Linked DNA regions of Homo sapiens: region 1 is linked to region 2. A link is a loop called in an ENCODE intact Hi-C map of the cell type or tissue named here. Cell type or tissue: Calu3. All regions are shown on one strand.

Region 1 (4,000 bases), 66 kb before region 2:
TTTTTTGCCAAAGTATGGTGGTTTTTCCCCAAAGTTCAGATAATTCATAATTATATCAATAGTAGTGACTGGTTCAGTAAGCATTCTCTCCATCAGGCAGTGTTCTGAGCTGCCTTTCACAGACATCAACTCATTTACTCCTCAAATGACCCACGAGGAGGGCTGGATGCCCCCATTCCACAGATGGGGACCTTGAGGCTCCCCATTGAGGCAGAGCAAGAGCAAGGAGCACTGGGTGCCACGCCTGTCCGGCCTTAGAGTGAGCGGGCGCTGCCCTGCGAGGCCACCCACACGGGACACCGAGGGAGATGTGGCCACCAGGACCCAGCCCAGAGGCACAGCCTGCCCTTGGCTCTGCCGCCTTTGCTCACAGTCCCTCTGCCCCCACCCGCGTCTTGAGGGCTCTTCCTACTCTGGGATGCTGGAGGATGGGACGCTCAGGAGTTGGAGGAAGCCCTTGTAACCCCAGAGGCTGGCTTGTGCCCGCGGGACACTGCAGTGGTATAAACAACCAAACACAGGTGTAGACTTGCCGGGGAGGTGCAGCCTGCCTGCAGGAGTCCTGTTACCTCACCCCAGACCCCACACACACTGGGACCAACTCTCGGCCCCAGCCCTGGCCCCTGGGGCAGACCCCCACTCGCAGCCCCTTCTGACCCCAGGCAGACCACCCTCTCCGCCTGTCTGAACAGGCACCCCTTGCCCTGTGCCCGGGGCAGGTCTCTGTACCTGTTTTGTGCCCCCGGCAGGTCCCTGCCCCTTTTCTGTGCCCTGGATGGGACACACAGGCTGTTCTGTGCCCGGGGCAGGCCCCCGCCCCCTTTGTGTACCCTGGGTGGGACACATAGGCCGTTCTGTGCCCGGGGCAGGCCCCCAGCATCTGCACATTTATATGTGCTCCTGTAGGGGAGGAGGAGTCCCCGCTTGTCCTGGGCCTGTGTGTGCTGTGAACACAGCAGGCACTCCCTAAATGGTGGTGGTGGTGGTTGTGGGCTGAGGAGGGCCAGGGTCTGGCCTGGCTCAGGGTGTGCCTGCAGCCCTGGAGACAGCATTAATGATTAACTGCCCATAGAGATGGGAGCCCTGTGGCAGGGCTGAGGACCTGCAGAGGGGCGTGCTGGGCTGGGTGTGCTGGGGTGGGTGGGGCGGCGCGGCAGACCTGAGCCAGCCCCCGCTTGACTTTCTACTCTGTAACCAGGGGCCGTGGTATGTGGGGACAGGAGGCCTGAGGAAGCCCCGCTGGCCTCTCCCCTGCTCTTGTTCTGACCGGGAACTCTGGGTGCTTGGGAACGTGGCTCTTGCTGTCCCTTTTGTTTCCTGTGACAACTCTGTCCCCTGGTTGTACTGACCAGAGGACACTGGAAGCCCCCTACCCCTGGAGCAGTGCTGTGGCCATACGTGCCTGGTCAGTGCTGCTGTTCTCTGCCTGGGGTCCTCCCAAGAAGACTGGGGTCTGAGAGGTGTATCCAGGGCTGTGTCAGACCCCATCTTCCCACATAGCAAAGGCCATCCTTATCTGGCCTCAGGCCACAGAACAGGTTGTGCCGGTCCCTGTGTCTCCTGGGAGATAGGCCAGGCCTGCTTAGCCCAGTGGGCTGCACCGCCCACTCCCACATGCTGGCCGCTCGGCCCCAGTGACGCTGGCCATGGTGCTCTGGGCTGCGCCTGGGCCACAGGGAGGTGGCAGGGTGCCCAGGAGCACATTGGCCACTAGCTCCAGGCGGACACCACCATTCTGGTTTGGTGTCTGTGATTTTTGGTTAATTTGCATTTTTCAAACAGCAAATCACTTTCACCTGGTGACTTTCACTTGGTCCACACGTCAAGCTCCATAAGAAGGTGCGTGCTGAAGCTTGAGCTGTTCCCTGACTGGCACACGGGCCACGCAGAAGGTCCACGTGTGTCCCAGGAATAAAGGCGGAAGGAAAGCACCCAGCCTCCTGGCTCGGTGGCCAGCGGTCTCCTCTAACGCCTGTGCTTCCACATTCTCTGCTCAGCATAAACCACAGGACATGCACCCAAAATGCTGCTGAACCTGCACAGACGGTTGTGCTTAAGAAACCCCAGGCTACTGATCGTGTGCGGCCCCCGGCCTCCCAGGGCTGTCTGTGGGCGAGCTGTGACCCCTGCTGAAAATGGCCCAGAACCCTGGTGGGCATAGGGTGTGAGCCTGGAGCCGGTGGGCCTTGGCCAAGGGGAGGGTACAGGTTTTGAGACACGGCCCGTCGTGGGGAATGTGAGGGTGTGAGGGACTGGCCCAGACACTGCCCTGCCCTGCATCCTGGAGGCTGAGCCAGGTGGTCTCTCTGTGAGCCCCTAGTGGGCCTGGTGGGCTTCACAGAGGGGCCAGGGTTCCAGGAGCAAGAGCCCAGGCATAGGATCTGGGCTGGAAGTGTGACCTGGCCATGTGGGGGCGGGGCTGGGCCCGGCCTGCCGAGCACCGCGTGTGGGGCCTGACAGTGTCACTTGGACCTCCGGGGACCGCTGAGGCCACACTGTTGGTGGTGCCAGTGGGGGCTGAGTTTGCCAGGGGCACTGTGAGTCCATGCCTGGCCCATCTCTCAGATGGTGGTGGGGGCTGAGACCGCAGACATTTGGGTTCAGTGAGGAGAGCCAGGGAGAGGGCAGGCTTCGGCCCAGGAACTCCTTGTGGCTGCTTCCTGGTCTCCAGGTGGGGAAACTGAGGCACAGAGAGGGGAAGTGCTTTACCCACAGCCATGGGGCAGGGGTGCGGAGCTGAGCCGGGGCCTGCCCTGTGACAATGAGGGGCTGCCTGGAAGCTGCATGGATTCCTGTTCCTCCCACAGAGTCCCACAGCTGTGGGCAAGGGCTGCTCCCTCCGGGGAGGTGGACTCAGAGGCCCTGAAAGCAGCGTCGCTGGCCCCTCGGTCCACGTGGGTGCCCGCCACCTGTCCAGGCCCTGTCTGGGGGCCAGCAGCTCCTCAGGCCCTGCCATGGCTGGAGCAGGGCTTGCACCTGGCCTGCTTTGGCTCTGGGAAGGGTTCCACGTCCTCTGCCTGTGCTTCTGCCCCTCACGGGCCCCTGCCCAGTGGCTTGCTGGCCTCGGGGTCGGGGCTGTTACAGCAGGAGTCACCGGCCCTCTTCCCCATCCCCTCCCTCCCGGCTGCTTGGGCCTGTCAGTTCTTGGCTCAGGTTTCCAAGGCCTTCCTGTCCTTGCCGTGGCTACGCCGCGTGCCTGCACCTCCGCACGTGCTGCGCACCTTCGCGTTTGGGGCCTGGTGCCGGCTGCCCTTTGCCTGGAGGGGTCTCCCGGGGTCCCTGTGAGTCACCGCACAGTCCTGCAGCAGGGAGTCAGACCCACACTAGACCCTCCTTCCCCACTAGGCTCTCGTGCCCCAGCTGTCCTTACGGGGAGGTCTGTCGCCAGACGTCCGCCATATCCCGCCTTTGTGTGATTGCTTCTCTGGAGAAAGAGAAGTGCCCAGAACTGGCCCTGCTGTCTGTGGCTGGCAGTTTTAAGGCTCCTGATGGTTGTGAGGGTCTGTTCCCTGCCGAGGGGCCCGTGTTGCGTATTTACCCGGGCTTGTGTTTTTGTCACTCTGGAAGCCTCGTTTCACTGTGTTTTCTGGCTGGTTGTTGCTGTTTGTCTTCCCACCTGACATCTCTACCTGGGTACTTTGTTGGATTCCCTCCTCAGCACAGGCAGTTTCTAGGGGACTCTTAGGGGGTTGTCATTGGCCCTGCTGGCGTCTGCACATGGCTGTGACGTTGCTGCTTCCCTGCGGCTGCGCTGGATTTGTGAGTGTGTCCAGAGCGTGAGGATTGGTGTTGCTGTTTGTGGGTATCTGTGTCCCTCCCTCCTTCCCTGTTTCCCCACATTCTGATGGGCGCTCTGTCTTGCACGGGACGCATCTCTGGTCCAGCATCAGGTAGGGGTGACCCTGCTCACCCAGCTTGTGCCGCCGCCCCGCGCTTCCTTCCCAGGCCCTGCGGTGTCCTGTGTTGCGCGGGGCGCGTCTCTGGTCCAGCATCGGGTAGG
Region 2 (4,000 bases):
GGCCTCCCTGTGTGCTGCCAGCCACGCAGCAGCTTGGAGAGGACCCGTCCTTAAACACTTCCCGACTGCCGGGTCCAGAGCTGCGCCCTCCCTCCCTTACTCATCGCGTTTGAGTTCGCAGTTGGTGTCCTGGTTTTCCACCTGAGTGGGCGCTGGGATGGAAGGGTCCCGCCCAGGCGTCTGGTGCGGTCAGGCGCACATAAGCAGCCTTTGCAGGAAGCCGTGGCTGGGCCTCGATCCGAGTTCTAGCGCCCCACCGTAAGGGAGAGCCAGGTGCTTCCTGTCCCTCCCGGCCACCTCAAGTGTAAAATCACGGGGTTCAGGGCGGTGGTCTTGGGGGCTGCGCTGCACAGCCGTTTGCAGCTACAGCAGCTGCTCGGAGCTGTCTCCGACTTTGCACCCCCGTTTCACAGAGGGAGAAACCGAGGCCCAGGGAGGGCGGGGCTTGCAGCGGACGGGTGGGGGAAGGGCTCCTCCTTTCAGGTCCCAACTCTCCACAGTGGCAATGAGGTCGCTCTTTTTTCCTTTTTTTGAGACCTTGTCTCGCTCTGTCACCTACGCTGAAGTGCAGTGGTGCAATCTCGGCTCACTGCAGCCTCCACCTCCCGGGCTCAGTTGATCCTCCCACCTCAGCCTCCCCAGTAGCTGGGGCCACAGGCGCGTGCCGCCACCTCCGGCTAATTTTTTTATTTCGTAGAGACGGGCGGGGGTGGGGGGTCTTCCTATGTTGGCCAGGCTGGTCTCGAACTCCTGGGCTCAAGTGATCCGCCCACCTCGGCCTCCCAAAGTGCTGTTTCAGGCGCCGGCCACCGCGCCCGGCTGTCGCCCTTTCTGACTCAGTTTCCCCTTCTGGGAGCGGGGTGGCAGGTGTCCGTAACTTCTTGTTGTGAGGACCAGAGGAGCAGCGCCCACACAGCGCTCAGTGAGGCCGGCGCTGCGCGCCTTTCCCCGGGTGGCCGTGATCGGAGGCAGCGCGTTCGGACCCCGGGCCGGCGGCGGGCGCGGGTGGATCGGCGCCTCGGGGCTGGATTAGTCGGGTCTGCCCGCGCCCCGCCCCCGCCCCGCCCGCGCTCCCGCCTCCCGCGCGCCCAGCTCCGCGCCCGCCGCCTCGGGGCCCGCGCCGCGCCCGACGTCCGCCCGGGAGCCCAGAGCGCACCGAGCGCCGCCCAGAGCGCGCAGAGCCGGCGCGGCGGACATGCGCGTCCCCGGCCCGAGCTCCGGCTGAGCAGGGCACGCGGGGAGAGGGGTCGCCTGGACGGGCCAGGGCCACCCGGGGCTCGCGCTCCACGCCCGCGTCCATGCAGCCCGGCTCCGGCCCCGGGACTAGGGGCGACTGCCTGGGGCGCCGGCGAGGTGAGTGCGCGCTGCGGACTCCAGAGAGGGAATTGGGACTTTGGGGGGACAGGGGAGGGGGAGCGACCGCCCCCCCAGAAGAGCGGGACGCCCGAGATCTCCGGGCCTTCTGCCCACACCGCCTCTCCCGGAGCCAAGCGCGGAGACCGCGTCCTCCCGGGGGCGCACGTGGCGGCGGGCGGGCGGGGGTGCGGCGCGGCCGAGGGTCCCAGGCCCGGGTCAGGGCACCCGGGGTCCGGGGGTGGAGGCGGGGCCGAGCGTTGTGGGTGGCGCGCGCCTTTGTCTGCGCCCAGGTGCGGAATCGGCCACCCGGGTTCCCGGCGCCGCGCTCACCTGCCCCGAGTTGGAGTTCTTTGTCTGGGGCGGGGCGCGGCTGGCCCAGGCTGCGCCGCGTGTCTGGCCGAGGCTGCTCCGCGGGTCGGGTCCTCGCAGACAAAGCGCGCCCTGACCTCCGCCCGCCGCCGGGATTGTGCACCTCGCGGGGGCTGAGGCTTGCCCGGGCGCCCCCGCTGCCTCTTCGCAGGGACCCTGAGCCTGCGGACCCGGAGTCCTCCCACCTGTACCCTGGGCTTGAGTGATCCTCTACCCCACGCGGGCTAGGAGGCAGAGGCGGCTGCTCGTGCCTGGGTCACGTCCCTGCAGACCATGGCCGAGAAGTTAAGCGGGTCTGGTGGCCCCTGGGGCTGCCACCCCATTTGGGTCATCTGGCCACTGCCAGAAGCCCTGTCCTAGAAGGGAAAGAGCTGAGGGACCGCGTGGAGGAACGAGCCCCAGAAGGTGCAGCTGCTGTGTGTGGTCTAGGAAGGGGTTGGAGCCTGGGCCAGGCCCCCAGAGGGCCGGCCCCTGTTCTGCTCTCAGCCCTCCCGGATGGGCGTGGCTGCACCTGGCCAGGTGTTCAGGTTCTCACTGTGAGGTGGAGGCCACCTGCCTCCGGGGCCTCTGCTAGGGCCGAGGACCCCTGGAGCACCCATTCTCAGCCTCCCTGAGCAAACTCGTCTGCTAAGTGTAGGGCCCACTGTGGCGTGACCAGAATGGGTGCTGGATGGCCCCAGCCGCGCGGCCCGTGCGGAAGACCCTCCCCTTCCTTGCAGCCCTCTTGGCTTCGCTGGTGTCTGGGGCGCCCCCTTGTGGCCCTGGGGAGCTTGTGTTCGAACCTGGGACGTGGAGCGGAACCCACTAGAGTGTTTGGGTCCCAGTGAAGGGGAGGGCAGCAGAGCCCCAGAAGGGCTCCAACCTGTGGTTACCCTAGAGACGAGGGCCGGCTTTGGGGGCTGTGCTTTGGGGTCTGCCTTTTGGGTTGGCCGTCAAACTGCGGGCTAAGCTGGCTTCTCCTCCCTCTGCCCACCTGGGAGGCCTCAGCACCCGCCTCCTTCCTGGCCCCTGGAGAGTCCTGGCGGCGTGGTGGGGCCTGCTGCCCCAACCACAGAGGGGGCAGTTAACAGGTGGGCCACCTGGCGAAGAGGCCACTCAAACCCGGGACGCCAGCCAAGAAGAGGGCCCGCGTGCGTGCCAGAGACAGTGCAGCCCCTCAGATGAGGGGTCCAGAAGTCCTCCCAGGAGGATGGTGCAGGCCCAGGAGAGACCCCAGGGGTCTGTGGCAGGCCTGGGTGTTCAGTGCCTGGTTCATGGCTGGCATGGAGCAGCACTGGATCCCCATCCTTGCTGTGTGAGGGGCCCAGATTTGGGAGCCTGGCCCAAGGGAGCACTTGGTGCTGGCACTGCTGGGGGATGGGCACGGCCAAGGAGGTGCCGAGGCCTTTCTGGGGAGCCGCAGTGCCCCCTGGAGGCCCAAAGGCTGGTCTGGACTCCTCCCTGCCCACCTGCACAGGCCCCTTCACTATTCCTCCTGTTTCTCTCGGAGTCCTTCCTGTTTCCGATGCTGGGATGGTCACTGCGTAGCCTGGGTCACCGGCAGTGGCTGGACGGGGCAGGGAGGTGGAGGCGGACCCCATGGGAGCCACACTTCTGGGGGATGATGTTGAGGCGAGCAGAGAGGAGAAAGCCACATGCCCCAACCTCCAGGCCCCCTGGCTTCCCAGGGGTGAGAGGTTCCTGTCCTTCTTTCTTTGTAACAAGCCAGGATTCTAGGGGTGGTGGCCGCAAGGCTGGGGGAGGGAGAGGGTCATCGGGGCCCTGGACTGGGGCTGGGAGGGTCCCTTTCTGGGGTGCCGGGGTCTCCTAGCTTCCATCCGACCCGGCCCCTGTGTGGTTGAGCTGGGTCTGAGCAGAAACAACCTCCTCAGAAGGATGTCCTACGTCACTGCCTGGGGGTTGGTGGCTGGGGGCGCTGGACATAGAGTTGGTGTTTCACCCTGCAGAAGCCTGGGCTGCAGGACCCCGACCCCGGGGACCGCACAGGGTGAGCAGACCAAGTAGCGTCAGTGCCAGGAGCTCAGCATCCCTTCCCACCAGCTGCACCGCAGCCCTTTAACACACGAACGTGCGGGGCCCAACCGCTGCTCCTTTCCGAGGGGCCCACCTTCCTCCAGTGCAGGGGCCCTTCCGGCGCGTGTGGGTGTGGCAGGCCCGCCTCGGCTCTTGCCATCTTACAGGCATGGACCTGCTGCTCTTCTCTGTGGTTCAGGCCCTTGCGACGTGACTAGGAAGGGCTTCCCATTCCAGCAAGAAGGTGGAATCCACACCTGGT

The links. Hi-C counts contacts between places; a loop is a spot of excess contacts. Peaks named below come from ENCODE experiments on the same cell type or tissue, not always from the same donor. Only the 100,000 strongest peaks of a DNase experiment are listed, where the experiment ranks them.
Region 1: a loop joins it to region 2, with 8 times the contacts of the local background. A loop is called at or near these places in 12 of 110 quality-filtered maps.

Annotation. Positions count from the first base shown.
Region 1 is chr12:132,492,891-132,496,890 of GRCh38, forward strand. All of the region lies in intron 1 of FBRSL1 (fibrosin like 1), which reads left to right. Among named protein-coding and RNA genes, the nearest start is that of FBRSL1, 4.7 kb to the left of the region's middle. In Calu3, no CTCF peak of the experiment used is centred here; DNase peaks (open chromatin) are centred at 1,061 and 1,571.
Region 2 is chr12:132,558,878-132,562,877 of GRCh38, forward strand. All of the region lies in intron 5 of FBRSL1 (fibrosin like 1), which reads left to right. Among named protein-coding and RNA genes, the nearest start is that of MIR6763, 21 kb to the right of the region's middle. RefSeq lists silencers at 1,015-1,314, 1,585-1,664 and enhancers at 2,195-2,264, 2,275-2,614, 2,745-2,794. In Calu3, CTCF peaks have their summits at 2,469 (motif pointing left), 2,740 and 3,143 (motif pointing left); DNase peaks (open chromatin) are centred at 1,134, 2,224, 2,464, 3,114 and 1 weaker place.